Linked DNA regions of Mus musculus: all the other regions are linked to region 5. A link is a loop called in an ENCODE intact Hi-C map of the cell type or tissue named here. Cell type or tissue: heart. All regions are shown on one strand. Links, peaks and the distances in the headings refer to the core of each region. The heading gives the core; the rest is flanking DNA. Region 1 holds the start of Gm46355 (a long non-coding RNA gene). Region 2 overlaps Dmac2l (distal membrane arm assembly complex 2 like). Region 3 holds the start of Trim9 (tripartite motif-containing 9). Region 4 overlaps Atl1 (atlastin GTPase 1). Region 5 overlaps F730035M05Rik (RIKEN cDNA F730035M05 gene). Region 6 has its middle 23 kb from the start of Tmx1.

Region 1 (5,024 bases), core at 314-4,313, 680 kb after region 5:
CTCTACTCTGACAGTTCTCGCCAGCCCTCCAGTTCTAAAGCTGGCTTCTATTGTGTCTTTACCCTGTAGAGGCTTGTCAATAGCACCTGTCCTAACCTCCAATTCTGACTCACTAACCCATTTATTTACTATTTTCTGATGGTTGGTCTCCTCTTACATCATCACAGTGTAGGCTCTGAGAAAGCTTGCTAATAGACGTACTAACCATAGTCTTCCAGGGGTGCAGACCAGAGCAGCGATACAGGCACCCGTCTGACCCCTCGTGGAAACCCTACTGGACCAGGTGTACATGCACCCCTATGCAGCTTCTGATCAGATATGTAGAACAGCAGACATATGGATTTAGATAAGTGACTATAATAACGTTTGGCTATGGTAGAAAACTTAGCCGTAGATGAACAAGAAGAGGAAGAGACTTGTATTCATCCTAAATTACACATTTTTTGTTTTGTTTTGTTTTGTTTTTCTGAGTGGGGCTGATCTTAGGATGGATTTTGCCTACTCGGTGTTAACTTTCCTCCAATTCCATCCTCGGAAGCTGCTGGTGCCCCAGGGTGGTCGTGCTGTGCATTGAGTTTTCCTCACCGATGGACAACAAGCAAGGATTATCTTGAGCAGAGAGCTGAAGCGCAGTACAAGATGGTTTTGCTCTGGGGAAGACAGAAGCACATCAGATCGGATGAAATAGGAAAGCAGCTCTCGGAAGTGATCAGAAGACGCTGAGCACTGAGGGTGGGTGGGGAGGGCGGACGGCTCCAGGTGGTCTTCGTTCTGCACCGGACAGTGAGAATTCTCTTTCATCCCGGCTAGGTGTTTATGTGACCAAATGCAATTGTATGTCTTCAAATGTTCCCGGAACCCCACATTCTGAGGTTTACAGGCCTGAGGGAAACCATAATTCCGTCTTGGGCAGGACCCCAGTCAAAGGCTCAGCTTAGAGACAGCCCTAGGTAGATGTCGCTCACAGCACTAACTGTTCAGGACTGGTGAACAAAACCAGAGGCAGCGATGGCATGGCGTACAGATTCCTGGTCCCACCCTGTGTTTCCAAACGGTGAGCAAAGCAAGGAATTGGCTCTTAGAGCATCTCCCTCACTTCCTTGGTTGGCAGATGAGCGATTCCCAAGCATGATATGTGGGAAAGGGGAACGGTTTTCTGGAGCTGTAATCAGATTGCAAGTAGCTTCTTTTGTTTCTGCTCACGTCGGTGACAAACAGGAAAGGAATCCTGCTGTCACTATTGGGTGTTAGGCAAGCCTGGGTGGGTCTAGATGAACTGCCCTGCGGGGCAGGGAGGACCTCAGTCAGAGCTGGGCTTTTCTGGGCCCTGCCTGTTCTGACTGCAGCCTGACCTCTGGTGGTCGAAGAGAGTAATGCACAAGAGCAGCTCCAGGGGTCAATGTATAAATGATAGGCTTGGAAACGCCCCCTGAACTTCATTCACAGCGGCCCTGGCCAAGCCTAGGACTAGCTAACGAGGTTGTATCAGCGAATAGATTCCATGGTCCTGTGTGGCCATCCTTTGGCCTGGTGACTCCTGGGTTGTGAAGGCAGAGGTCAGGATGGTGCCCTTGCAGTGAGCTCTTTCCAGTCAGGAGTCTGGAGAGGTAGATGGTGACTGTGTGTGGTTCATTTAGCCAGTTACCTAACACACCGCTGAAGGCCTTCTGTAAGTCCAGCACTAGGCTGGATGCTTGAAGGACAAAGTAAAGAAAGATATGTGAATGGCCCTCTACCCCGGAGTCAACTTCAGACCTGTGAGAAGCAGAGAAAGACACCAAACCCAAAGGCTGTCCTTGGCTTAGCGCTTTGATTTCCTGCTGGCTTCTCTCCACTACCAGTCACATTCACACAGAAGAAATTACTTAACACATGAAGCACTTCTGGGAGGGGAGTTCTTTTGGTTGGTTGGTTAGTTTTAGATTTTTGAGATCAGGTTTCTCCATGTAGCTCTGGCTGTCCTGGAACTCACTCTGTATACCAGACTGGCCTCAAACTCACAGAGACTGACCTGTGTCTGCCTCCCGAGTGCTGGGATTAAGGGCACTGCCCAGCTGAGGGAGGTCCTTTTATAGTCCTCATTTTCCAAAAGAGAAAGAGTCTCAGGGAAGATCAGACTGTTTGCCCAAGGCCACCTAGCCCCGGTCCCGGTCAGCCTTCCTTCAGTGCTCACACTGCGGTCCACACTGCCCTCTGGTGGTCACTAGAACCCTCTGAGTACCTCACCTCCAGTCTTTGTGCCTCTGTTCGGTTGCTTTGCATCTACTTCTCTCTCACTTTAAGGCTTATTTGTTTTTTATTTTATGGGTATGTTTTGCTTGCATGTGTGCAAATGTAACACATATCTTCAGTGCCCATGGAGGCCAGAAAAGGCCAAGGTCAGATCCTCGGAGCTGAAGTTAGAGAAAACTGTGAACCACCATGTGAGAACCAAACCCGGGTCTTCTGCGAGAGTACCCAGAGCTCCTTACCACGTCTCTCCCCCCTCTCACTTTAAAAGTCATCTCTAGCCGGGCATGGTGGCGCACGCCTTTAATCCCAGCACTCGGGAGGCAGAGGCAGGCGGATTTCTGAGTTCGAGGCCAACCTGGTCTACAGAGTGAGTTCCAGGACAGCCAGAGCTATACAGAGAAACCCTGTCTCGAAAAAAACAAAACAACAACAACAAAAAAAAAAAAACCAAAAGTCATCTCTACTCACTCGCCCATCTTGACGCTCTTTCTTCTGCCCTGCACGATGTTGCATGCGCACCTGCAGTCACCATTTACTGCTGCCCTGTCTCTTCCTACCATTTAGGACCACGCCCCTTCACCCGCGTTAAGACGCCCTTCAGTTCATGTCCTGAACTCACTTCCTCCTCTCAGTCCATGACAGAAGATCTCCTTTTTAAACCAACACACAATCAAAACACAGAAGCAGAAGAGACTCTCTGCCCTCTGTCCATCTGTCCATCCTCCCTTTAGCGTACAGTCCCAGAAGGTATCCATCCCAACCGTCTCTGCTTTCTCAACTCCATTTCCCGTTCACCTGCTACCCTCTGCCTCTGCAACCTCCTCATTACCAAACTCTTGAGGAGGTTTCCAGGCTACACTGTGATGGAACGCTGCCTGTTAGCGAATGCTTCCTCTTTGGGAGCTCTTGTCACTCGTTGCTATGACAACAAGCCCTTCTGTGCTCTTTCTACCTCGAAGGTCATCCCCCAGTCTCCCTTCTGGCTTCCACCAGCAGCATCTCTGGTCCCTTCCCAGGTCTGCTCCCAGACTGCCCTCCGTGACTTCCATCTCTTGACTTCAACCACTTCATGGTTTGAACTGCACCTATCCAGTGCCGTCTCCCAGTACAGAGGGAGCCTAGCCATACCACCCCCCAGCCCCCAGCCTTGGATACCTGCTAGTCACCTCTACCTCCCTGTATTTAGAGCACCTCAGATCATTATCACAACATTCACTTCTAAACTAACTCCGCCTGGGAGTCTCCCTATCAGCTTGTGAGGCCACGGTCTGGCCCCGTCCCTCACCCCCTTAAGCCAGAAATTTGGAGATAATTTGGAAATAACCTTTTTTTTTCAGTGTTGAGAACTAAAGACAGAGCCACTGGGCAACTGCTCTCTGTCTAAGCTTTGTCTCCTGCCCAGAAGTCATCCTTGATACTTGACAGTCGGCCATTTAGTAGACCCTCTTATGTGGGTCTCCCAGATGTTTCCAGGTATTTATTTCACCAGCATCCTGCTTCTAGCCACCATTGTCTTGTTCTTAAACTACTGCACTGTCATCCTAACCTGTCTCCACATGTACAGGGAGATGCATGGAAATCTGCCTCCCCATCTCAGAGGGATCTGTGTACATTTTTGAACTGCCTTTCCTGAAATCTCCAGGGCCTCTCCACTGCTTCCAGCGGGAGCTCCAGCCCTTTGGTGGCCTATGCAAAGTACCCTGAGATCTCGAAACTGTTTCTGGTACGAGCGTCTCCTTCACCCTCTGTGGCCAAGCTCTCCAGCAGCAAAGAAGTACTGTGGTCCCTGCAGGTGACTTACAGTTCCTCCACTCTCATCAGCATGCCTCTCTAAGGACAATTTTTTCCTCACCCTAGCCACACTCCTCTACCCATTCACACTTATCAGGATCAGCACAGACCTGCAAGCAGCCTGGTGAACAGAAAGTGCCTCAGTGGAGAGGCCCGTGTCTCACTGGGGGCTAAAATGGTCATTGACGGCACTGAGGTAGGGTCCAAAGGAGTTTTCCTTGGTTTCTTAACTACTACGGTTTCATCTGGAGGTATGGGTTCTGACTACCCCATTTCCAGATGTATATTTCCAACCATTTATTCTTGCATCTATACCACATTTTGCAGTTTCTTGGGAAAGATATCATCACCTAATGTAAGCACTGGGCCTGTGATTCCCTCATGCAATCCTAATAGTCTCCTGTTTGCAAAATGAGATTTACCAGCCACCCACTGCAGATACTCTAGGTTTCCTAACGTGCCTTATGCAAGTAGGGAGGACTTGAAAAGAAAATGAACACCCCCGCCAGCAGAGGGCAGCAGGGAGCCTGGGCGCTGAGGACTGGCAGAGTCAGGCTTGGGTGTGTCTGAGAAAGGATGCAGATTAAATTCCACTCCTATCTTGCCAGGACTGGTACAGCCACAGGAGATAGATGGTGTATGTGTATAGACATGCTGAAGCAGGGGACAGGGAGAGAAGTGTAAATGCATGCCTTTGATGGTGGGAGAGGAAGAAGGAATATATTCCAATCTGTTTGACAGACAGAGAAAGGGTTTGGCTTTTTTGTTGTTTTGTTTTGTTGAGATAGAGTCTTACTCTGTAGCCCGTGGTAACCTCAAATCCATGGTGACCCTCCCGAGCGCTGGAATTACAGATGTGAGCAATCACATCTGGCAAGGAATTCATGAATTTTAAAACCTCACCAGTGCTCAGATGTTCCCTGATCGATGGAAGAGAGCCCCCCCACACACACACACACACACACACACAGCTCATGTTGGAGTTGGGAGACCTGATTGTG
Region 2 (5,024 bases), core at 719-4,718, 500 kb before region 5:
GTGTTAAGTATCCATGATTTTATACAGAAGGCTAAATAAATAAAGCTTGTGAATGGATTGCATTAGTACTTAGCAAGACCATGAGTATGGTTCTTAGCACATTAAAGATTTTGATTTTTTTGTTTGTTTTGTTTTGTTTCTTTGTTTGTTTCGAGAGGGTTTCTCTATATAGCCCTAGCTGTCCTGGAACTCACTCTGTAAACCAGGCTGGCCTCGAACTCAGAAATCCACCTGCCTCTGCCTCCTAAGTGCTGGGATTAAAGGCGTGAGCCACCACCTGTCCGGCAGAATTTGATTTTTTAATGGTGTCTGAGCATTAACTTGCATGTCTTAATTATCTTTTTTTTAAAGATTTATTTTTTTATACACGTGAGTACACTATCACTGTCTTCAGACATAGCAGAAGAGGGCATCAGATCCCATTACAGATGGTTGTGAGCCACCATGTGGTTGCTGGGAATTGAACTCAGGACCTCTAGAAGAACAGTTAGTGCTCTTAATCGCTGAGCCATCTCTCTAGCCCGTCTTAATTATCTTTAAGAGTCTACAAGTTAATTTTTATAAGATTAGCAAATATATAAGTAGTTAGACATATATCACCAAGTGAATTTGTGTTAATCTTAATATACCTGTATAAGATTAGAAATTTATCATAACACAAAAATCTATCCTAACCCAAGATATTTTAGAGGCCTGTTTTGGTCCCTGTAATCTACAAAGGCAATGCAATGATAAACAGAGGCCCCAGTAAAACTAGGGAGGATTGCTGCATTAGTTGATTTATGCCATGTGGTCATCTTAATCAAGATGGTGGTAAAGATACATTGTATATACCTCTCTTTTAACCTTCATAAAGATGGCTGTTTGAGTTCTTGTCTGTGACCCTGTAGCTTCTGTCTCTTCTGGAAGTCCTGCTGCTTCCTTAGATCCTCCTGGGTCTTATATGACACTTCCTCTCTTCTTGGACTCATCTCATTAAAGCCTAGGTATCTTACTGCAAATGGCAGTCCCCTGTTGAGGCCAGCCAGTGGCTCACATGTCAGGGTTCGAGCCTGGAAGGCACCTTGGAATCTGGAAGAAAAGAGGGAATCTAGGCAATGAGAGAAAGAATGGAGCTAAGTCAAGACTTTCTGATCAAAGCTCAATTTTAATATTGGGGAACACGCCTTATGAAGAAGGGGGGGCCCATTCCTGCCGAATCATCTTTGGAGTCCAGCTGCAGGTGACCACGTGTAGGCTACAGAACAGCTAGGCAGCAGGTAGTAGCAGTGGCTGTGGCAGAACAATAGGGTGATCCAGGGAGGCAGGCTCCACCCCAGGCGATCTCCTAGTGACAAGTCAAGCCTGCTCAGCCTGCTTCAGGCTGTGGGGGAAGGTTACAGTCCCCAATATAGCTTAATGGCCCCAAAGTGGCACACTTGGTTTCCGAATTCTCTCACATGTAACAACTTCTGCCACTGCACAAAATAAGATCCCCAAGACTTTTATGTCTAAACCTTCTGTGCTCTACACCCAAAAGCCTCTTATCCTTAAGCCTTTTCTACTTTCCACTTTTGAAAATCTCATATCTCTATGTACTTGTAACATGTGAAAGCTCACTGCACTTCTTTTCATGCGGCCTTTACTTACTATTCTATGAGGAGGGGGCACATTCCATTCTTGATTCTAGCTTCATTATATTTCTAGCAAAACAACTAAAAACCCTCTTCTTTTTTTTTAAAGATTTATTTATTGATTATATGTAAGTACACTGTAGCTGTCTTCAGATACTCCAGAAGAGGGAGTCAGATCTCATTACGGATTGTTGTGAGCCACCATGTGGTTGCTGGGATTTGAACTCTGGACCTTCGGAAGAGCAGTCGAGTGCTCTTACCCACTGAGCCATCTCACCAGCCCTAAAAACCCTCTTCTTAAACTTTCTATCAACTATTCTAATTTTCTAAAATTATTTGAATCAAATGAGGAATTGTATAAAATCATTAATTCATCCAAACAGCATTATTTCATGAAAGTTCCATCTTCATGTTGATCTGCAGGAAATTTTGCACATTATGGTAGGATAATCCCCAGGAGTCAATCATAACAGACCATAGGCAGAAAGGGTCTTTCTTCGCCCAGTCATACCAGATTAGAAAAGCAGGGAAGCCGGGCATGGTGGCGCACGCCTTTAATCCCAGCACTCGGGAGGCAGAGGCAGGTGGATTTCTGAGTTCGAGGCCAGCCTGGTCTACAAAGTGAGTTCCAGGACAGCCAGGGCTATACAGAGAAACCCTGTCTCTGTCTCTCTCTCTCTCTCTGTGTGTGTGTGTGTGTGTGTGTGTGTGTGTGTGTGTGTGTGTGTGTGTGTAGAGATCTGGCCTTTAATTAATTCACAAATATAATTGCAAATGTTAGAAACACTGTTATAAACTTAGTATTTCTTCTGATAGTAAACAAGTGTGTTTTCTTTTATAATTTAAATTTCTAAATTACTTATTGTATATAGCATATAGAGACAACTATTTTCTAGTTTTCTGATTTAACTTGAGTTATATTCACTAACTCACCACTAGAGGTCTCCTCTTTCCATGTAGAAAGCATTCCTACTGGCCACACTGCTTGTTTTCAAGCAGGAAGTAGTTCTCCGATGTCATAACGGTAGCAAAGCTGAAGTTAAGAAAGAAAAAACCTTCCAAATTTTTAAAACTTTATTTCTAGATATAAATGTATTTTTAAATTTTAACTCAATTTAGGGAAAACATTTAATGTCTTTGGAATAGCTAAAATAAGTCTGGCCCTGCCTTTATCTAAGTTCGATTAGAAAAACGAATGAAACCAACAAAGTATTGAGTTTTCAAAGACTTTGTATTTCACCTGCTTAGTAACAGCTTCTCTGGCTTGGCCTTTCCACCCCAGTTAAGGCAGTCACTGAAGGCTACTAACCAACAGATACTGTAAACTTCTGCATTATGTTGGCAAAGAAAATAAGTGGTTTTAGCTTGTTTAGCTCTGCCTGCTCCTACCCTCCATGCCTGTTCCCCTCCCTCTTAACCTTCCTGATTGAGAACTCTGTGGGCTGGCAAGATGGCTCAACGGATAAGGGCACTGACTGCTTCTTCCAAAGTTCCTCAGTTCAAATCCCAGCAACTACATGGTGGCTCACAACCACCTGTAATCTTTGGGCCTGATTGAGTGGAATAATAAATAAATGTTTGGGCCTGAGCGATCGGGGCCCACTGGAGTGAGCAGAGGTCCTAAAACGTCAATTCCCAACAACCATATGAAGGCTCACAACCATCTGTACAGCTACAGTGTACTCACATACATAAAAGTAAATAAATAAATCTTAAAAAAAGAAAAAAGAAAGAGAGAGAAAACTCAGTTTGTGGTATAGAATCTCACAGTGTGGTTTTGAATGGTCTGGAACTCACTGTGTAGACCAGGCTGGCCTTGAACTCAGATCTTCTGCCTCTGCCTCCCAAGTGCTGGGACATGATGCTTGAAAACTTTTAAAGACTGTTTAAGACCTATCTCAAAAAAAAAAAAATCTGGTATGAAGCCTTCCCCTTTTTTAGGCTCTCATGCATAATCCATGCCTTAAGGAACCATATTAGATGTTTGTATTTTCATGTCATCTGTCTTCTCCATGAAACTATGGGTTGTAAGAGAACAGGGTGGGATCTTTCTTTGCACTTTCCTTGTTGCTGCTTTGCCTCATCATTGCTAGTTTGTACTCAGTACAGCACACATTCAGTGAGCATTTATGAATGGATGAATGATTGGATGGATGGACTGATGGATGGATGGATGGATGGATGGATGGGTGGGTGGATGGACGGATGGATGGATGATGGATGGATGGATGGATGGATGGGTGTGGCGTTTAAATGAGAGGTTGAGTAAGATTTTTCACAAACGAGGTCAGGGTGGAATGAATACAGGCACTAGCCTGAGTAGGGGATGAGAAAGCCCAGCTTTGTAAACAAAATTGGCAACACACAAGTTGTTCAAGATGGATATAGGTGGAGAGAGCTTGACAGAAATCCGGAAAGGCCAAGGCTGTGGGATGTAGCTGAGGTGGAGATTTGTGGTGATGAGGACAGCCCTGGAAGGAAGATGAAGATGAAGACTCGGGGGTGCCGTCGGTTGAGTAGTAGAGTGTTTGCCTAATATACTCAGCCCTCTGCCCAGTTCCCAGCACTGCCAAAGAGGGAGGGGTTGGGGAAAGACAGGAGGAAAGGGGAAACAAGAGAGGCCTGAGAAAGGTATTCCTGAGGTCTCATCCGTTGGTTCACTGCCCCAGCAACCCATGTCCTTGGCTTTAAAATGCTTCCCACTCCGGCACCTTTTAAACCTTCTCTCTCTTGTTCTACAATCATCCAGAGCCCTGACAGGTAGGAAAGAGTACTAGGTTCAAATGCAACACTGACACACATTAGTTTAGAGACATTGAGCAAGGTCCTTTAGGCACATGCATTTATTAATGCCCCACCTTGTTCCAGAAAGGATTTAGAGTGTCAGCATGTTACTTAATATCAAGGCTTTAGTTTCCCCATCACTGAATGAGAGGTTTCGTGTAGCTGACCTGAGTGCCTTCCAGCTCTAACACTTTGTGACTCTAATTCCAATGATTCTCTTGGTCATCTTCCCTTAGGAGTCCTACCAACACTTCATATTTAGAATTTGAAAAACAAAGGAAAAGAAACTGAGCCAATAGCAGTCTTGCTCTTGTGTGTGTGTGTGTGTGTGTGTGTGTGTGTGTGTGTGAGTGTGTGTGTGTGTGCCTGCCTCTGTCCATATCCTTTGTGCTCACACACGTGTGCTTGTATGTGGAGGCCAGGGTCAGTATGGAGTGTCTTCTCCAGTCACTTTCTGTTGTGTAGTATTCACCAGAAAAGACTACTCCGACATGGGTTTAGGCCAATAGAAAGTCTTTATTAGCCAGCCGGTGATTACACTGGGTGTTTGGGATCCCAGTGTTACCCTGAGCCTTTCTCAGAGTGAAATTTTCAGCACAAAACCCATGTTCTGAGTTGATGTGCTTC
Region 3 (5,024 bases), core at 559-4,558, 110 kb after region 5:
AATGGTTACTATCACAGAATATGAATGAAACCATTCATAACTCAGTGCCCAGACTCCGAGGGAAGGAGGTAGAGCCTTTTGCTCTCCTGTGTTTTAAAGGTCATAGCAATTCTTGCCTGGGAGCATGTTCAGAGACAGAAATACCAGGACAGAGTCTAGCTGTGGGCAATGCAGCAATACTGTATTAGCTTGTTAGGGAAAAATAAATTAAGAAATAATGTTAGGTGCTTTTCTAAAAAAATGAGTATTAAAATCTATCATTCCCCATTCAACTTTTCCAGGCCATTTAGTCACTCTGATATTGACTGAACAAATTGAAATGGATTTATTTTTCTGGAAAAAAATGTGCCAAAATCCAGTCATGGTCTTCTAGCCATTTATTCCATTTCTCATTATTTTTAAGCAGATATAAAACTTTCAACCATAATGTCTACCCACAATTTGCATTATCGGGCTTAACAAACAGCTTGACATTTCAACTGTACATGGAGCTTAGCAGAGATTTGAAGGTTCCTTTTGGTCTTTGTGGACAGAGGGGGGCTTTTCTTCATGAACACACATGTTGTGTTTCATACCATTCCAATTAACATGTAGCAGTACGGTCTTTGCCCAGGCAGGGCCATTCATTTCTTCGATACTCTGTAGAGAAATTCCACTCTAGACCAACTATGTCCTGACTACAGTCACGAGTTTGGATGAAGAATCACACTATGAAGAAATCATGTCTGAGAACTATTGTTTTTAATTTTCAAAATTAAAGTGGTGTAAAGATAATTTCTCCTTTGACAATGCTGGGCAGCCCACCCACCGACGCCACCCCCCCCAAATGGTATACTTGAAAAGTAAAGTTGACTTAAAGCACATCTCTGCAAAGTGGTCTCCTTCCTTCTAAGCAGCATAAACATGTTATTAAAAAGAGCTCTTTCAGTGGATGCTCACAGTCATCTATTGGATGGAACACAGGGTCCCCAATGAAGGAGCTAGAGAAAGTACCCAAGGAGCTGAAGGGGTCTGCAACCCTATAGGTGGAACAACAATATGAACTAACCAGTACCCCCCCCCCCCCAGAACTCGTGTCTCTAGCTGCATATGTAGTAGAAGATTGCCTAGTCGGCCAACATTGGGAGGAGAGGCTCTTGGTCTTGCGAACATTATATGCCCCCAGTACAGGGGAATGCCAGGGCCAGGAAGCAGGAGTGAGTGGGTGGGTAGGGGAGCAGGGCAGCAGGAGAGGGGTGGGTATAGGGGACTTTCGGGATAACATTTGAAATGTAAATGAAGAAAATATCTAATAATAAAAAAGAGCTCTTTCCTCACAAAGCTTATCTTGTTTTGTACGTGTGGGGGAAGGAGCAATAGATAAGTACAAAGCCAGCATAATTAGCATGTGCATGTTATCATGGTGATAAATACTACTGAGAAAAATAAAACGGGGAACAAAGGACTGTCTGAAGCATGTGGTCATCAAATGGTCATTGCAGTCTCCATCTGGGCTTAACACGTCTGAACAAAGTTAATGAGATAAGGGAGGGTTGCCCTGTCTAGGCACTGGGGAAGAGAATCTCGGGAAAGAACACACAAATGTAAAGGCTTAGGCCAAGGGAAGGTCCCGGGGGTTGGCTGAGGAACAGCAAGAAACACAGAAGCAGAGAGTCAGGGTCAATCAGCGGAAGAGGACAAGAGGAACACGTCAAGTAGGCTTTGCTAGAATGTTCTAAGAATGGTCTGAGAATCACACGAAGCCATCAGAGTAGAGGAGTCCCAAGACAACATGTCAATAGCATTCTTTCTCGGTAGCCCGGGGAGAGACCCTATCAAAGGGGACCCAAAAGGGAATTCTGCTAACAGGTGTCTCAAAGTTTGTACACGCAGCTACTGAAAGGGAAAAGGTTTGAACCCTGGTGGAATAAAGGTTTGGAGAGAAGGATGGTTTTAGTACGCGACCGCTCAGAAAACTCTGGTCCTTCTGCTTCAGCCTTAGGTCCCCACCCTCGAGGGTTAAGGCCTAGACTGTATGCCATAGGACCACAGGAGTTCTGGGCACCCAGACCTGCTTCTCTTTCAGCAGAGTCAGGTCCAGCTCAGAGCCAACTCATCAGTATTCCAGCCACGGAGTCTCTCCCCGCCCCCGCTGTGCATCAGGGCTTCTGTCTCCTTTGCTGAGATAGCCCCCTGAGGTCTACCCAACCCCACTGCCCCGACCTGCCCTAGTCTCCCAAGCCCTCAGCCCACCCTGTAGAGGCGCATGCCCGGAGGCCTCTGCCACCCGCGAGCCTCCGTCAAACCAAGTAGGCTTTGCCCTATGGTGGTGGCGACCATAGATAGGCTGCAGACTAAAGAGGGGGCATCTTAGGCCCAGCTCACAGGCAGAATGCATGGGAAGGGAGACCCGTGCTAAGGTATTCCTACAACCACTCTCTGGAGACCTTCAACTTCCCTGCGTCGCCTCAAACGTCCCCTGAGCCTCCTGCAATGCACCAGATCTCAAGGCAGACGCCGAAGGCACTTGCACTGCGCCCCCACTGGGATGCGCTGTCACCCTAGGAGGGACCGAGTGCTGCAAATCTGGAGGACCCTAGGGCGCGGGGAGTCAGGGGTGGGTTGCATAGGACTCACCTTGTGCAATTTCCACATAGCCCCCAAAGCCTTGACTTCGTGGCTGGAGTGTTTGCCCTCCTCTAGGCACTGGTAGCACACGGGCATCTTGCATTGCACGCAGTACATGCTGTGGTTCTCCAGCTCGTGGTCTGTGCAGGTGGAGACCTTGCGCGGGCTCAGCCGCCGGCTGACGCGGCCCTGGGCCGGGGGCACCAGACGGTGTTTGGCTAGGGGACCCCGGGGCGGGTGGCAGCGCAGACGGCAAGGGTCGCAGTAGAAGACATCGCACTGTTCACACATGACCGTGGCTTCCTTGGGCGCCTTCTCGCAGAGCTGGCACTTGAGGGCCGCGGCTTTGCTCTGTTGGTAGCGGTCGATGACCCCTTCCAGGACGCGGTTCTTGGGGAAACCGCGGAGCCCCCGGTCATCCAGAATGAGGCTGCGGTGGCACTGGGGGCAGGTGATGCAGGAATTGCGGGGCACAGGGGCCAAAGCCGGTGACAGGTGGGTGGGCGGTGGCGGCATAGCAGGGGGGAAAACGCGGACGCCGTTGGGCGACTTCTGGCACGGGGTAGTGGGGGCGCTGGCGAAACCTCCGTAGGAGCCATAGCCGCTGTCCGCCTCGCTGTACAGGCTCATCTTGTCCAGGTCCAGATAATCATAGTCAGAAACCCCAGAGCCCGAGGCCCGGCGGCTCTGGGGGGACTCGGACTCCGGGGTCTGCACCAGGATGTTGCGGGCGCACGCCTGACATAAATTGTGAGAGCAGGGCAAGATGATGGGCTCCCGATAGAAGGAGCCACACACAGGGCATTTTAACTCTTCTTCCATCTCTTCCATGGGGACCTGGCTGGAAGCGAGGCAGCAGCGGCTGCGGCGGAGGGGGCCTGACCTGGCGAAGCAGCCGATGGGCCTGTGGTGGCCAGCACCTTGGCCAGCGGCGGCGGTGGTGGCGCCTTCCCCGGTCGCCTAGGCGCCGACTCCCCAGGATGCGCTCTCTCTGTGAGCCACCGAGCCTCCGCGCTGCGCGCCAGCCCGGGTCCGCCCCCTTCCCACTGCTAGCCCCGCCCCGCCAGGGAGCGGAGGCTCATCGGACGGTGGCCGTGAGAGCTGCTTTCTTATTGGCCTCCCGCCTTGTCCGTCTCCTCTCCTCTGCAGGTCGCTGAGGGCTCTATGAGTCGGAGCTGGAGCCCCGGCATCGCCTGCTGGCTGCTGCGGGATTTTAGGAGGGGGCTGGCGCAAGCCGAGAAGAAGTGGGGCGGGATGATTCATCCTTTCCTACCCCCCTCCACGCTTCCTTCTGAGCTCGGGTGCAGTCACCCCGGAGCAGGGGGCGTGAGAACCCCTCCCGGTCGCGAGTGGGCTGCTGCTGCCTGTCGCCAGCGCTTGGCGCTTGCCTTCCAGCTTTGGTCTGCATGCCGACCCACCCCTTCTCCTTCCGCTGCTGGCGTAGAGCCAGCACCTCCCCCGAGCCTTCCTGGAGCCTTTTGGGCTTTTCTCCAACCCTCAGAAGCAGCTGGAGCGCCCGCATCTCTGGTGTTTAGGGAAGATGGTGGTGTGCCATGGCTGCAGTGTCCCCTTTCTGCATCCCTGGTAGCTTTTTCCCTACCCGAGGCAAAGGCTCAGCATTCCCCCAAAAGCTGTGCCACCATCGCTACATGCTTTAAATGTGCGGAGGCCCTACGCCTTGGAGCAAAGGTACCTCTCACCCTCCCCAACCTCCCGAAGCTCCATCCCCCAGTTTTCGAGAGGCCCCAGGAAGGTTAGTTGAGTTGAGTCAGGCAGTGTTTGTGTATTTCTGAGTGTTTATCGGTTGTTAACTAGCTATGTGAACGAATCGCTATGGTACTGAAGATTCCAAACAATATTATCCAATGTCACATGCCCTTAGCATCTACCATAAATTCCAGAAGAGGGGTGGGATATTATTTCTGCTTCTGTAAGATAACGAGGGATCCAGTGATAGCCCTTATATTCTAACCGATTTCTCTTTCCCCCAAACGGTGCTAGAGATAATAAGTCCTGCCTCTTGCCTGTATAACCCTTGAAATGATGACAATGATAGAATCTTTGAATAAAGATATCAGCCTGCTACTCAATGGGGGAGAATCTTTGAATCTAGTGACATTCCAAGGAAGTAATTTATCTTGGGAGCATACATAGTTAATTTTCCGAGTGATTCATGAAGCAAGTGACAAAAATGGTTTTCAAGTTCGTGGGATCTTCCAAATTTTCAATTTCCAGAAGATAACAATTATTCATAGCTTACTTTATAATTTAAAAGCACTTTTTTTTTTCCCAGAGAAAAGAAGTACTTTCTATAATCTTGATTTTGGAGAAATAGTACAAATAAATTGAATTATCTTGCAAATATATTTTTTAGCACAATGATTACAGTAGTTGATCATTGGTTGTGTGGGAGGAAA
Region 4 (5,024 bases), core at 438-4,437, 270 kb before region 5:
GTATCAGATTACTTCAGACTGTAATTGACCTATACTTCTGCACTAAGCTGCAGCATGAGCCAGTGGTCAGCCTCTGACGTAGCTGCCTGTGGGCCAGCTGCTGGCTCTGCTGGTCTAGTTAGCTTCAGCTGAGGGAGTCAGGACCACCATGGCATGGTGGTCAAATAACTAAGGACAGGAAAGACAGTGGGAATATATAAGAAAGAAAGACAGTAACTTACTACTGTCCCAGAGTCTCTTCAGTTACTTAGTGAGAAGTTAGGGAAATTAAAGGAGCCCATACAACTTTATGTTTTAAGCTTTTGACCATTGTGATCTAGAGGTAGCTGACAGTATGCAGTGTGAGGAGCACACCTGTCTGTACTCTGTAATAGAAGGGTAACTAATGAGTTGTGTGCTTTGAGGACTCAAGCTGAAATAACACTGCCTCCCAAACTACTCACTCTCTTGTCAGCGCTCATGCACACAAGGCTAAAGATGGGTTACCTGTGTAAACCTCAACACCTTCCTAGAACACACTGCTAAAACTTATCTGAAATGCAGAATTGGGTTCTTTAAAATATTCTGATAAAATACGGAATCTAAACTTAAAAATCTTCAGGAGTATTTTTTCTTAATGCTTATAATTGATATTGCAAATGAAGTTGAAAATTATGAATTAAGCAAGATATAACATTTTCCTTTTAAAATTCCCTTTGCTACAGGGAAGCACAAATGAGGTAAGCTAACATTTTTTAATTAACAGATATATTATTTGTAAATATGATATTCCTATTTTATAACTGACTAGGTATTAAAGGATATTTTAGAGCATAATCTTAGAAAATATTCTCTAAAATGTAAATTTGGCCGGGCGGTGGTGGCGCACGCCTTTGATCCCAGCACTTGGGAGGCAGGCGGATTTCTGAGTTCGAGGCCAGCCTGGTCTACAAAGTGAGTTCCAGGACAGCCAGGGCTATACAGAGAAACCCTGTCTCGAAAAATAAAAAAATAAAAATAAAATGTAAATTTGTATGAACTTTTAACATATTCCAAATATTATGTAGGACTTAATTTGAACAAAAGTGTCATTAAAGGGTGTTTGATTTTAGTTCTGTGTAGACAAGGTTCATGTTTTCAGCTCAATGTTGTAGTATTTAGTTTCCCCATATTGGTCAAATAGTGGACAAGCAGAAACACAGGAGCAAAGGTTTGGTTGGCTTAGTATGAGAAGAGACCGTGGCAGCGGCCGGCAGGGAGCAGGGAAAGATGGATGCTTGCGCTCAGCACGTTTGCTCCTTTTATTCAGTCTGAGGCCACAGCCCATGGGATAAGTAGTCTTCCCCACACTCGGGGTGGATGTTCTTGACCTAGTTGATCTTTCTGGAAACATCTGTATAATCATACCTAGAGGTGCTTCCATAGTGACTCTAAATCCCGTAAGGCTGACGGTGAAGACCGACCGTCACAGGTATCCCCTGCAGTTCTGCAGTGAAACCAAGCAGGAGTACAATCTGAGTAGATTCCATCAAAGACGTGATTTAGTAAACTAACTTCACTAGAAGAACAAATCAAACTTCAGCTTGTACATAAACCTTGGGCAGGGGAACTTAATACCTGAAGAGAACTGGAATTAAGCTCTGTACACTAGGAGCAGCAGCATGCCAGAACTAGGGTGACACCGTGCTGTACTGACCACGTTTACATATCTGAACATGGCACTAACCATATTTAGTGTTAGGAAAACAGCTATAGGGGCTGGAGAGATGACACAGTGGGTAACAGCATTGGCTCATCTTCCAGAGGTCCTGAGTTCAATTCCCAGCACCCACATGGCAGCTCACAACTGTCTGTAACTGTAGTCCTGTGGGATTCAATGCCGCCTTCTGCTGTGCAGGCATACATGCAGACAAAGCATCCATATATGAAGTACACGAATGAATAAATCCTCTTTAGGGAAACACCTATGCAGAATCACAGAAGGTTTTTGAGAATAGCTAAGTAGATAATAAGCTTTTACCCAGTTCTTCAAAATATTCAAAACTACACACTCCAGAATACATGAGTCGGAATTGGGTGTTCAGTATGTGACAGAGGGATAACTCTTCTACACTAGCTGAGGGGAGAAACAAAGATACTTAGGAGTACCCAAAAATGTGAAATATGTAAATATGTGAATGCATGCTGTAGTGGCACGTGTCTGTAATCCCAGTACTCAGGAGGTGGAGGAAGCAGGATCATAAATTTGAAGCTAACCTGGATCACACAGTGAAACTTGTAAGAAAGGCCCTAAAATTCTTTGGATTCAAACACCTTTAAAGTAATACGAGGGATAATCAGGAGGTCACGTCAGTGGTGAAAGGCTTTTTGAGGTGGTGGCTCTGAATGAGTCTGCGCAGTCAGAACCGAGTAGTGGAGACACTGCCGGGGAGCACACGAAATAAGAGAGCCCAGCTGGGCACGGAGAGGGAGCCTTTAGCTGACCTAGCACACCCGTAACATAGAAAAGTAGCCAGTTCTGGAAGATACATTACAGCAGGAGGTTACAGATCTATGCTGTCTAAAACTGGCAGTACTTCACGGTGAGATGCCCACATATCCGTCTGGGACATGGAAAGCTGCTGGGCTGGGCTATATTCTAGGAGATGTTTAAGATAAAGGAGGTTCGGTCAGAGAGTAAAACCTTGATAAGCTTAACCACCAGCACAGGCCGTGGGCCTGAAACTGTTCTACATTTTAAGATAGTAGGAACTGCTGTTTGTTTTACATGTGTGTGAGTATTCAGCTGCACGTCAAGTCTGTGTACCATGTACATGCAGACCCAGTGGAGGCCAGAAGAGGGCATCAGATCCCTTGGGGTTGGGATTACTGGTTACAGTTAGGAACCATCACGTGGGTGTTAGGAATTGAATCCAACTCCTCTGAAGAGCAGCCAGTGCTCAAACCAGCTAGGCCATCTCTTCAGCCCCCACCAGTCAGTGTTTGAGAGAGTGATGATATAAAGATGTATCAATTTGGGACTGAGAAGAGGGCTCAGTGGGTAAATCACTTGCCACCCAAGGCTGAGGACCTGAGTTCAGATCTACTCAAATGCCAGGTGGATGTGGTGGCCCATCCATAATCCCTCTGCTTAGAAGACATGCGATTCTTGGGGCAAGCTTGGTGGCTAGACTAGCCAAACTGGTGAGAGACTCTGCCTCATATATAATGTGGAGAGCATTAAAGGAAGATGCCCAACAACCTCTGGCCTCCACATACACCCACACACACAAACACATGCATGCACACCGTATACAAAAATGTATTTGAAAAGTATGACTTCAGCATGCTGAATTTTATATAGTACTATAAGCTAAAAAGGAAATGAGACCTGTGTGTCTTCTAACCCTGGTTCTTATATTCTAGGCGTTATACAAGCTTTACAGTGCAGCAGCAACCCACAGACACCTGTGTCACCAAGCTTTCCCTGCACCCAAGTCAGAGCCTACTCAACAACCGGAAAAGAAGAAAATTTAATCTAAAAACATGCAGGTGCATGACCGTTTGTCAGCTAACTATCAAAGCTTTTGTTTCCATGCAAACATGCAAAGTGCTTCCTTTAGAGTGAAACCCAAACACCCGACCGAGGACTCGGACAGTTTACTTCTTTACTCCAGTGTTTAATGAGCAGATGTATGTATGCATGGTTATTTGTCAATGTGCAGTTTCCTCATTTCTGTCTTTAAATATGCTATTATCATTTCAGGTATTTGTAAATTTGAGGATAGATTTGTTCTGCTTGACTTTTCTAAGTTCTACTACTGGGTTATAATTAAATATTGTGTAGTATTACTCTGGGTTTGGATATGCTCATTTGATTTCTATAGAAAATTTAAGTTATTTTACATAGCTATTTGTTAAAGCACAGTATAACTTGGCAGGCTTGATTTTAATCTATATAATATTATACATACCACAGGCTCTTACCTTGAAACATATTTGAGAGCTTAAAAGTTGCTTTACCAAAAACTATACATTGTTTCTTTTATATCTTTATGAATATAGAATGTAAATCTCTTGATCAAAAATGCACAAAAATTGTTTTGTACATGTGTTTGAGTTTCACTGCACTGTATATTTTTTCATTTGGTACACCACAAATGTATTCTTCATAGGTTTATTCTTTTAATATGTGAACTATTAAACTTTACTGTTTCCTAACATTAAACCAAATGCTCACTGGCTCTAGAACTACTTGGGAGGTCTGGTGTGGCATGAAAGGTCTATTCTGCCTCAGTTCAAGGTGCATTTTCTTTCTGATACCATTTCAAGACAAGACTGGGTGCTCAAGGTGGTGTGAGCATACACTATTTCTGATCCCACTTCAAACTTAAATATACATCTTAAATACAAGCTAATTGTATTAGGTACTTTCCAGTTCTTTGATTTTAAAAAAAGTTTATTTACTCCTTAGACAAGATTTTACTATGCAGCTCAAGCTGTCTTTCAACTTGTGATGGCCCTGCCCACCTCCCAAATTAGAAACATGTTGCTACCTGTAGCATCCTTCCAGTTCATGTAAACCAGGGAGTCTATATTTCTTTTTGTGTGTTGGGGAGGGGGGTGTGTGCAGTGGGGGCGGTGGTGGTTCAAGACAGGGTTTCTCCGTGTAGCCCTGGTTGTCCTGGAACTTGCTCTGTAAACCAGGCTGGCCTCGAACTCACAGAAATCCACCTGCCTCTGCCTCCCAAGTGCTGGGATTAAAGGTATGTACTACCACCACCACCTGGCTATAATATATTTCTAATAACTGAAATCTTTAGTGGAATTTTGTTAACGAAACTAAACCCTTTAGAGGAAAATAAATCAGAGGAGAGACTAGTAATGGAAGAATGGTAATGCCTCATCTACCCGGGAGCCCAAGCAGACATTTTTAACTGTCTCAGAAATGGTGAACAGAAAGTAAGAGAGACAGAAGAATGTGTGTAAGCTTACAAGCTGAACAGAAGTTTACACTTCTTTACAGACAGCTGGCCGTATGCGCACTAATTCTCTTCCCCTGATAA
Region 5 (5,024 bases), core at 298-4,297:
AATGTGACAGCCAAGGCTCATATCTACACCCTGCTGTTTTAAACATTTAGGATGACAACTGAGAGCCTAGGTTTATTAGCCTGCCAAATATCCCGCAGGCGCACAGCACAGGTGCCTGTCTGAATTATCTTCTCTGTAATTGGCTGTGACCATGACCAGTCGTTGTTAAACTTGAGTGTATCTGCTTATCTTGGAGCAAACCCACTTCCTGGTGCTTTCATTTCCTGTCATATTTAATTTGCTTCTTAGTACAGTAGCTGGGCTTGTTAGATGTGGTCCAGTGGAAGTTTCTGAAAGGCTGGAGAGATGTACAACCTGTCCCTCAGATCATGGATGGTTTTAAAATGTCAGGACACAATTTGGTGACCCCAGAGAATTGGGGTCCCAATGTCAGATGACGCAAAATCAGGAAATGCTCTGGCCGTTTACTCTTCTGATACTGCATTGACAAGACAGCTAAGTTTGGAAGAGAGATGGGTGGCCAAGAGCTAAAGGCATTACTAAGATGAAAACCTGCCTTTTGTAATACTAACCAGTGTTCATTTTCTTCTCATTGCCTTTTCTGTGTCCCTCGAGGAGCTATGCTTGCAGGAGTGTGTGTGTGTGTGTGTGTGTGTGTGTGTGTGTGTGTTTATTTTCTGTAAGGAAGTCATGAGCTTCCCAGGTTGGAATTGCAAGTTAATCTGTGGAGCCCAGCATCTGGAGAGGACGGGGTAAGATGGCACTGGGCTGTGTGTGGAGGGAGTTTGGGAGTGAGGAGCCTGGAGCCTGCAGCCTGCTTAGAGCAGAGCCATCAGGTAGTCTGGGCATGTCAGAGAATCCAGGGACTGAATACCGAATCCTGGTGTGATGGTTTGTATATCCTTGGACCAGGTAGTGGCACCATCTGGAGGTGTGGCCTTGTTGGAATAGGTGTGACCTGGTTGGAATGGGTGTGTCATTGTGGTTGTAGGCATAAGATCCTCACCCTAGTTGCCTGGAAGTCAATCTTCCACTAGCAGCCTTTGAATGAAGACATAGAACTCTCAGCTCTGCCTGCGCCATGCCTGCCTGGATACTGCCATTCTCCCACCTTGAAGATAATGGACTGAACCTCTGAACCTGTAAGCCAGCCCCAATTAAATGTTGTTTTTTATAAGACTTGCCTTGGTCATGGTGTCTGTTCACAGCAGTAAAACCCTAACTAAGACACCTGGGAAAAGTCCGAGCAGGTATAGAACCCCAGGCAGGAACCTCAGGGCATGCATGCACACACATATACACACACACTCACACATATACACACATGTGTGAATATATATATGCATGTCATGCACAGCTGTATTACACACATAGTACGACTTTACTCCTCTGTTGTCACTAGGAATGCAATAAGATTTGGGCTTCAGAAAGAAACAAGACAAACAAACAAATGAAACTAACAACCCCCACCCCCAACCTCACTTAACTGTGTAAGGGAACAAATGAGGAGATAAATTCTGGAAAAACTGTGCTAAGAGACACGGACACATCCTGACTAGGGAAGGGAGTGGCAAGTGTGGTAAGCTCAGGGTTTCCACAGGCCACTGTGATGCAACATGTTCTGGGCTGACCTTCCTGTCTCCTTGTCTCAGGACCTTTGTGAAAGCAAACTGCCCCTGGAACCCACACCTTGACTTGATCTTTGCACTCAATCAATTGCACACAGGAGACTCCTGGCTAGTGATGGAGCTCAGTGATCGAGCATGTGCCTAGCATGTGCAAGCCTGGTGATGGAGCTCAGTGATCGAGCATGTGCCAAGCATGTGCGAGCCTGGAGATCCACCCCTCGACACAAGGAAGAAACCAAAACAACAACAATTAGAATCAAGAAGCAGAGAGACTCCCTAAGACCCAGTATTGCTCCATGGAGGAAGCAAATCTAAAGACTTGAAAAGCCCAGATTCATAAAAGCCAAGTATTTTAATCTCTCTGACTTGCTTCTCTTTAAAACCTTAACAGTAAAGCGCTTAGCTATGGAAGGGTAATCTTTGCCAGCTTAAAAGTTACAGGAATCCAAACAGAAAGTAGATTCCTCTATATTTTCAGGGATCAAAGCTGAGAATCTGAAGGATCCTTCCCTGTACACACGCAGGATATTTTACTTCTGAATGTGTCTGCTCCATCTTCAACCACTTGCACGGCTTGTCCTTTATTTCCTCAATCTTAAATGACACTTTCCAGTTGTCAGTCACAGTGTATTTCCAGTTTAAGATAAAAACAAGAGGCTGCCTTCCCCTCTGAAGTTTCACCGGACATTGTTTCAATTTTTGAGGAGAAGGTTAAGGAACCTTTGTGTGTATGCGCTGCAGCAGCGGCCTGAGACCAGCAGGTGGAGGACTTCGTCCTTTGAACACGCCACATCATGCACACAGGGTTTCAGCATGGATGTGGCTGTAACTTTAATCGCAGCTTTTTTTTTTTTTTTTCTTTGTTCTGGATATTCACACCCACAAAAATGACCCATAATCAGAAGAAGAGAACCAAAACTTTCCTGTTTTTTATTTACTCTACTCAGAGCATACAGTAGATGGCATGTTTCTTCTCTCAAAATCTTAGATCTAAATATATTGAAATCTAAAGAAATAATTTATTCTAATGCCGGGCATTGGGGGAAAATTAAATAAATAAAAATCGGAATTCAATATGTTATGCTAGATTTAGGAAATGCTCAGAGTTTGATGTCTAACCTGTCTGAACACATTTGGGAGCTGGTCAGACTGGCCAGATGTCTATGAGATCTGGGGAGTTCTGGGGAAAGACATCAGGACCCACTCATTGCTGGGATTAAGAGCTGTGGGTGGCTGTGGAGGGTTCAAAAGTTTCTCTGGTGAGAACTCACCCTCAGGGCTGGAGTCTAATGATTAGCCTGACCACAAGAAGGTCTTAGTTGTCAGGGGAGCACTAATTTCAGACTGAGGCAGTTTTCTTGATTCTGTTCCCTGGTCAGCTGCCTAGAAGCCAGTGTGTGCCCTGGGGCTGTGGCGGGCAGCCAGTAAACACGGAGAAACCTTTCCCACGGAGCGTTATAATAAATACTCGGACCCCACCAGCGCTGTTCTACGTTCTGTCGAGAACACGGGAATCGGCCGCTTATAACATCTCCCGTACAGTTTCAGGGAAGAGCCAGGCAAAACTGTGGGGCCAGGGGCTAGGCACTACAGCAGAGTGGGGCTTATGGGGACACCTTCTGGAGATTCCTGGAAATGCAGCACGTTGTTAGCCAAGCTTGGAAGTTTGTCAGAAGTGGGAGCAAGAATTGGTGATATTTGTGCTGGATATTAATCGGGTATTCTCAGCTTTGCACTCATGAGGACTTAATATACATTATATATATCTAATACATAGTATATCATGTGTCAAATACCACATATGTTATCATCTAGGTTCTTGGTATTTCATTTAATAGATGGGTCAAAATAAATGATGTATAATTATTCGTAAATTCTCTTTTGGGAGGTAATTTATATCACAGAGTATGTCTTCAGACAGATGGTGTAAAATGTTAGGTCTGTGTCACAGTGAGTATAGGTTAACTGTTAACTAATGTCCCCTCTGCATCTTCTTCTAGTCACTGTCTCTTCTACAGACCATTGCTACCCCAGTCTCCAGTACTACAAACGATTTTTTTTTCAGAAACAGGGTCTTCTACTCCAGGATGGCCTGTAACTCATCGCAATCCCCGTGCTTCTGCCTCCTGAGTGTCACAGGCACAAGGCACGGAACGTAGCATAAATGACTTTATGTCCATTTTTTGGTTTTGTCTTTTTGTTTTGTGTAAATGGACTCTCATAGTATGTCTCTGTCCTTCTGACTTAATGCATTCAGTATTGTGTGCACAACTTTTGTTTCTCTGTTAAATTCATATGCTCTTGTTTTGTTTTTGTTTTTTTGTTTTTTTGTTTGTTTGTTTTTTCTTTTTTGGTTTTTCGAGACAGGGTTTCTCTGTGTAGCCCTGGCTGTCCTGGAACTTACTCTGTAGACCAGGCCTCGAACTCAGAAATCCGCCTGCCTCTGCCTCCCAACATATGCTCTTGTTTTATTGTATAGTTGTCTAATGCATAAGTGTTGTACAGTTTTACTGTTGTTAGACACCTGAGTTGTCTGATGGTTAGTTTTAACTGTTAACTTGATGCCAAGGAAGCAGGCTTCCAGGCACGCCTGTGAGGGACTGTCTAGAGCAGTGGTTCTCAGCCTGTGGGTCAAGACCCCTTGGGGGGGGCACGTATCAGATATTTACATTACAATTCATAACAGTAGTAACATTACAGTTATGAAGTAGCAATAAAATAGGTTTATGATTGGGGGGGATCACCACAATATAAGGAACCATATTAAAGGATTGCAGCATTAGGAACTTGAGAACCACTGTTCAAGATTAGGGTTGGCCTTTGAAAATGTTGGCAAGAGATTACCTTGACTAAGGTAACTGATGTGAGAAGACCCATCTTTATTATGGGCACTACTGTTCCTGGGCTGTATACAGAGGAGAGGGCTTGCTGAGCTCTAACAAGCATTAGAGTAACCGGCCTGGAAGAAATGCAGGTATTCTAGAGGGACAGTTTCTCAGTCTGACTGTTAGCCTACGAAATAAGGGACCCCAAAGAAATGGAAGTTTCCTCCAGAAACCTCATGGTGGGAGAAGAATCAGGAAGAAGCCAGAGGGTAGCTGGTCTCCCAGAAAAAGGTTTCAAGTATCTTGTCAGCTCACCTGAGACTGGAACCCAGACAGTGACGTGTCAGCGGTGGGTGGGCTACACTTTGATAAGGTTGTTTGGATGGGCATATCCTTGGCTCTCTTTATTTAAACTTTGGTCTCATTTGCAGACCCTGACCCCAGACTTGAGTGGTCCACTGGATCTCTTTGTTCCTCTTCCCAATGTGGTCATGTTGGATGAATCTCTTTTATTCCACTTTCTACTTTTAACTAGGCTATTTTAATTGGCTTATTGAGAACTGGTAGTCAGACAAAACTTGGGGCACAGTTGTGACACTCCTGAGACTGA
Region 6 (5,024 bases), core at 569-4,568, 200 kb after region 5:
ATAATTAAACAACCTGGTTAACAGATTTGGCGCTAGGCATTAGTGTTGTTCACATGACATGGGTAAAATCCTTTTGGGGGAATCGGATGACCCTTTCACAGGGGTCACATACAAGCGATCATGCATATCAGATATTTATATTACAAGCCGTAAGCTTAGCAAAATCACGGTTAAAAAGTAGCAACAAAACAAAACGATTTTATGGTGGGAGGGGTCACCACAGCATGAGGAACTGTATCAAAGGTCACAGTACTAGGAAGGTTGAGGGCCACTACTATAAAATGAAATCTGAAAACTTTTAACTTCAGGATAATAAATATATGCTGAAGTCGCTAAGATCTATAGTAAGGGCAGGTCTTCTGGGGAAACTGCAAGGAAGAAAAGGGCAGCGCTAGTTTTATTATCCCAGCTGCAACTGTAAGAGCCGTGACTACAGTGTGCAATGAGTGCTGGATGGAGACAGAGTCAGTGTGTGTGTATGTGTGTGTGTGTGTGTGTGTGTGTGTGTGTGTGTGTGTGTGTGTAAATATTGGAAACACAGCATGTAAAGGGTTTGATGTTAGCTGTGCTTTCAGTAGCCTGGGATCCTTCAAGCAGATCTGTTGTGTATATGGAGAACTGAGTCATAGTTACTCTAAAGTAGTGGTCCCCAACCTATGGGCCGTGACCCCTTTGGGAGTCAAACGACCCTTTCAAGGGCTTGCATATCAGATATGCTGCATATCAGATATTTACATTACGATTCATAACAGCAGCATACAATTATGAAGTAGCAATGAAGATAATTTTATGGTTGTGGGTTGCCACAACATGAAGGACTGTATGAAAGGGCCGCAAGATTAGGAAGGTTGAGAACAACTGCTCTGAAGGCCCATAGTGTAGGGGTGAAATGTCCCAGGGCCATTTCTCAAAAATCCTGCAGTCTAGGGATCAAAAATCAATTCTGTATAAGAAAGACTTGCTGAGAGTAATTTCTATAAGACTACTACTACCACCGTGGGTGTGGCAAAGACACAGTCAGATTCTATGTCTTTTTGCTCCTGGCCGTGGATTAGGACATAGCTTGCACATAACTGAGTGGAAGCTAGTGAAATGAGGGCAGAATGACAAGGCCCAATCCCAGGCTTGTCATGCCAGGGTGCCAGGGGATCTGTTATATCCTTATAGTTCTTATTTGCCAACTGAGTGCAGAGGATCCCACACAGAAGCTGAGGTCCTAGCAGATGAAGAGGTCCCCTGACTGATGTCACTGAAGACTGTCCTCCAGGCCAGAACACCTTCTGCAGACCTCATAAAGCAAAGCGAATGGTTGGGTGAAGCTGCTGTCATCTTACTTGCCTGAATAATGGGGACAAGGATACACTATGTGAGCAAACAAAAACAAACACAAAAATAAAAACAAGTCAGGTATGGTAGCACACTCTTGAAACCCCAACCCTTGGGAGGCAGAGGCAGCAGACCTTGGTGAGTTCTAGGCAGCCTGATCTACACAGTGAGTTCCAGGACAGCAGGACTACATAGTGAGACACTGTTTAGAAGACAAGAACAACAAAAACACCACAAATGCACACATAAAACGAAACAGAACAAAAAAACCCTCCTCTTCTTTTGGTTCTTTTGCTAAAACTGTACCCATTCTGTTAAAATGGAACTGCCATTTCTGATGGAGAGGTGACGGCTCTTGACACTTATTAGGTAATCAAAGCACAGCTATTTCTCAGCAGGAAAACAAAGGGCTTAGGAGATACATAGAAAAGGAGAAAGGGTCTGAGAAGTTTACACATCTCTTTTGTCCGAGGAAGAGCAAGAGGAAACATAAGAGTAAGTAAACTTAAGAAACCAGTAAACCAACCAATGAGCCAGAGAACCAGCCTAAGACAGTGCCTGAGTCATGTAGTACTATAAAAACCTGCACGAATTAGAACCTCTTACATGTATGTATGGAACCCAAGACCTTGTATGCTAAGTTTAAACATTAATTAAACAACAATATGTAAAGCCAGATACATATGCACACGAAAGAAAACATTCTAGATCACCTTGCCTCACATTTATAAAATAGTCCCAGCCCACATTGCTTTCAAAAATCTCTCCCCTCCCCCCCATATATCGCAGTTATTAATTGCTATGTAGGAAATAAAGAGAAACGCCCTTTATTATCATGAATGCCTTCTGTCAGCTGGATGTCTTCTTAGTGTATGATATGGTTATTTGAAGACAAGCACCTTGGACTTAGAAATATGTTTTCTAAACAGTTCTGGTATTTTATTTTACACATTTAAATTGAGATCGACAAAATTCTCTCCCATCACACTGTTGCATGGGATTTTAAATGTAGGGATTAGAGAGGCATCATGGGAAAATTGGCTTTGGTTGAATAATTATCTATTTAGAAATATCAGTGCAATGGAAATGAGTGTTAGGAGAATGGTTAAATGTGGTTAGAAAGATGAGAGGACAGGCTGGCTTACTTATATGGCCGCAAGTCCTTTATAAACTCTCCATTCCATAGAATGCCAAGTATCAAACTCATTAATTTTTCATTGGCACTGAAAATATTATATCAGATCTGAAGCTAATATATGCCTGACACCAAACCATGACAAGGTGATACTCCCTTTTGAAAATAAAATGTGCCCCATGTCTGGACCTACAGAGATGGATCACTCATGACTCAGAGTCCAACAGCTCTGATCTGGATCCAGTCCCTATTTACTGATGCCCTGGGCATGTTGCACATCCTCTTCAGAGCTCAGTCTCCTCTTCTGGATAATGGAGATTGCCTATCGAGCTACTGTGTGGAATAATCACCCCGAGGCGTTGGCCCCTCTTAGTCTGCACTGTGTACCTAACAGACTTAACATAAACCTCTGTGCTCTGGCTGTTGTTATTCATATCGTAACTATGGTACAGACAGGAGACTCTCTGCTCATACCAGGGTCACTACTGAAATGACAAGTGCGTCTATGACATCTGTAATGTGATTTTAAAATCCGTTTAAAACCCTTCCTTAATGAAGCCCTTAAAACTAAGTGCAATAAGAAGGCCATCCTCTGCCCCCTAGTGGCTCCACATAATTAGCCAAGACAACAAGCAAAACGTTACAGTTATTATAAACAAAGGAATATTGTGTAGGTTTTTTGGAAAGAAACAATGTATTCATGATAAGATTCCTTAATTCCAGACACTGAACCACGATTACAACTTTTCTTTCTGGTATCCTATTGGTCCCATTCCATGGTTGTATTTAAATGTTGTCACCATCTCCAGAGTGATGAGGGATCTTTACAGCTTACAGGCCACATCTAACTAAGTTCCTTAGCTTCTTCACAGTAGGAAGTGAAATATCAACGCAGGATTATATTCTCTAAGTTTTCAAAATACAAATAGAAAAGATACTGATTTTTTTTTTAAACGTATGACTCCAGCAAGGGCTGAAGCAAGTTTATTTTTTCCCATGCTGCCTTTATACCATACAAAGTACATGCAGAAAGTAGGGTCAGTTCTAGGCCAAGGAACAAACAAAGCATAAACAAAAGTCCTGTGATCACTGAAGATACTGATTTTTTTTTAATAAGCAGAGTGTTCGTGAACCTCTCTTTATCTCTTAACCTTGGGGGTGGGGCAAGCCTGTGCTTATTATTCTTTAAAGTAAATATGTATTCCTAAAAGAATGATAGAATAGGTCACCAGAGAATCAAGAACAGTGTTTAGACAGAGAAGACAAGGCAGATAGATGTGTTGGGATTCTCCAGAACCTCTCTCTCTCTCTCTCTCTCTCTCTCTCTCTCTCTCTCTCTGTGTGTGTGTGTGTGTGTGTGTGTGTGTGTGGCAGTGGGGCGTGTATGTGTGAGAGAGAGCAGGGAGGATCGAGAGAAAGAGGAGAGGAGAGAGACAGATTGATTGAGATTTGCTGTAGAGAGCTGGCTGTCAGCCATGGAGACTGGCACGTCCCAGCAGGGTAAAAGGGTGCTTGGCAAGCTAAGGAGAGTGAAGAGACTAGGTTAGCTTCATTCCCAGTCAAAGCCTGAGATGCCAGAGATCTGACAACACAACTCCAGTGTGAGATTGGCAGGTGTGAGCCCCGGGAAAGCTGGTGCTTCCATTCACATCCAAGGCAGGAAAGAGTCTGTGGTCTACTTCGAAGGTTATTGGCAGGAAGATTTCTATCCTCTTCAGCCCCTTTTGTTCTATCTAGGCCATCAGGATGAGGCCACGAGACGTGGAGGGCAGTGTTCTTTACCCAGTCACTTAAGGGTTAATCTCAAGAAAGACGACTTTCAAAGTCTTATCAAAGTGCTCAGGGATGGAGCACTTGCCTCCCTCACATAAGGTGCTGGGTTCAATCTCCAGTGCACTAAACATGAAGTTAATCCCATTGAAGACACCTGTAGTATCTACCCATGGATCTGGATACCCATCAAGTTGGCTAAATAGTCCATTGTCGTATCATATGGTGTGTGGTGTCAGGTTCTGGATCGTTCTAGTAGCCCACTGTGATTGGGCAGTGAGGTAAGGGAGGTCAATAGGAAGGCGGCGATTCCCACAAGCTTTGAGTGTATGTCTGGATGTCCATCTGTGGAACCCCTAAAGGTCTCTACAAAGAAAATGAAATTATGACAGTTGAAAATCCCAATGTGGACTTAAGCTACCACTCATTACATACCTTCTCAGCACCTGTATTAGTCAGCCTTCTCCAGAGGGACAAAATGTAGAGAATGAATCCCTCTTTCCGTGTGTGTGTGTGTGTGTGTGTGTGTGTGTAAATTTACTAGAATGACTTACAGCTGTGATCCAGCTAATCAAATAATGGCCAGCTGTAAACAGAAAGTCCAGTCAATTTTATCACTAAAGTCATTGTTGCCCTTCACTGTATTCTGAGATGCTAGAAGCTGGTTAAATTTGTCGTGAAGAGCATCTCTGGTCTTTGTCAAGTTATCCAAAGATGCTAAGAGCAACCAACCAGCACCATCATTTTCCTTATTTTTCCTCAAACAGCCAAAAGTTTCACACACAGGGTCACC

Evidence for each region. A loop is a pair of places that touch in the nucleus more often than their neighbours do. Peaks named below come from ENCODE experiments on the same cell type or tissue, not always from the same donor. Only the 100,000 strongest peaks of a DNase experiment are listed, where the experiment ranks them.
Region 1: a loop joins it to region 5, with 3.0 times the contacts of the local background. A loop is called at or near these places in 14 of 42 quality-filtered maps.
Region 2: a loop joins it to region 5, with 2.5 times the contacts of the local background. A loop is called at or near these places in 2 of 42 quality-filtered maps.
Region 3: it touches region 5 in a loop (2.2-fold over the local background); 4 of 42 quality-filtered maps call a loop at or near these places.
Region 4: a loop joins it to region 5, with 4 times the contacts of the local background. A loop is called at or near these places in 2 of 42 quality-filtered maps.
Region 6: it touches region 5 in a loop (7-fold over the local background); 26 of 42 quality-filtered maps call a loop at or near these places.

The regions. Positions count from the first base shown.
Region 1 is chr12:70,909,058-70,914,081 of GRCm38, forward strand. It overlaps Gm32664 (a long non-coding RNA gene), which reads left to right. Exons shown (of 4, transcript XR_381658.4): 4 at 539-723. Gm46355 (a long non-coding RNA gene) reads right to left here and starts at 3,097. Exons shown (of 2, transcript XR_001780623.2): 1 at 2,701-3,097; 2 at 396-1,693. Gm10457 (a long non-coding RNA gene) reads left to right here and starts at 2,830. Exons shown (of 2, transcript XR_003950189.1): 1 at 2,830-3,705; 2 at 3,875-5,024. In heart, for the core only: a CTCF peak has its summit at 2,192 (motif pointing left); DNase peaks (open chromatin) are centred at 1,354 and 2,154.
Region 2 is chr12:69,731,132-69,736,155 of GRCm38, forward strand. All of the region lies in intron 1 of Dmac2l (distal membrane arm assembly complex 2 like), which reads left to right. Among named protein-coding and RNA genes, the nearest start is that of Dmac2l, 8.7 kb to the left of the region's middle. In heart, for the core only: a CTCF peak has its summit at 2,558; no DNase peak of the experiment used is centred there; H3K4me3 peaks cover 360 bases; H3K27ac peaks cover 452 bases.
Region 3 is chr12:70,343,731-70,348,754 of GRCm38, forward strand. Trim9 (tripartite motif-containing 9) reads right to left here and starts at 3,884. Exons shown (of 14, transcript NM_001286388.1): 1 at 2,617-3,884. The coding sequence starts at 3,438. In heart, for the core only: CTCF peaks have their summits at 2,515 and 3,642; a DNase peak (open chromatin) is centred at 3,721; H3K4me3 peaks cover 2,448 bases; H3K27ac peaks cover 1,042 bases; H3K27me3 peaks cover 2,288 bases.
Region 4 is chr12:69,959,844-69,964,867 of GRCm38, forward strand. Atl1 (atlastin GTPase 1) reads left to right here. Exons shown (of 15, transcript NM_178628.5): 14 at 705-719; 15 at 3,385-4,242. The coding sequence ends at 3,495. It also overlaps the pseudogene Gm3086. Among named protein-coding and RNA genes, the nearest start is that of Gm52003, 10 kb to the right of the region's middle. In heart, for the core only: no CTCF peak of the experiment used is centred there; a DNase peak (open chromatin) is centred at 2,828.
Region 5 is chr12:70,232,219-70,237,242 of GRCm38, forward strand. F730035M05Rik (RIKEN cDNA F730035M05 gene) reads left to right here. Exons shown (of 5, transcript NR_045174.1): 3 at 577-713; 4 at 953-1,103; 5 at 1,614-1,947. Among named protein-coding and RNA genes, the nearest start is that of Gm38467, 3.2 kb to the left of the region's middle. In heart, for the core only: CTCF peaks have their summits at 2,339 (motif pointing right) and 3,213; a DNase peak (open chromatin) is centred at 3,183; H3K4me3 peaks cover 511 bases; H3K27ac peaks cover 432 bases.
Region 6 is chr12:70,427,676-70,432,699 of GRCm38, forward strand. No RefSeq gene overlaps it. Among named protein-coding and RNA genes, the nearest start is that of Tmx1, 23 kb to the right of the region's middle. In heart, for the core only: a CTCF peak has its summit at 3,064 (motif pointing left); no DNase peak of the experiment used is centred there.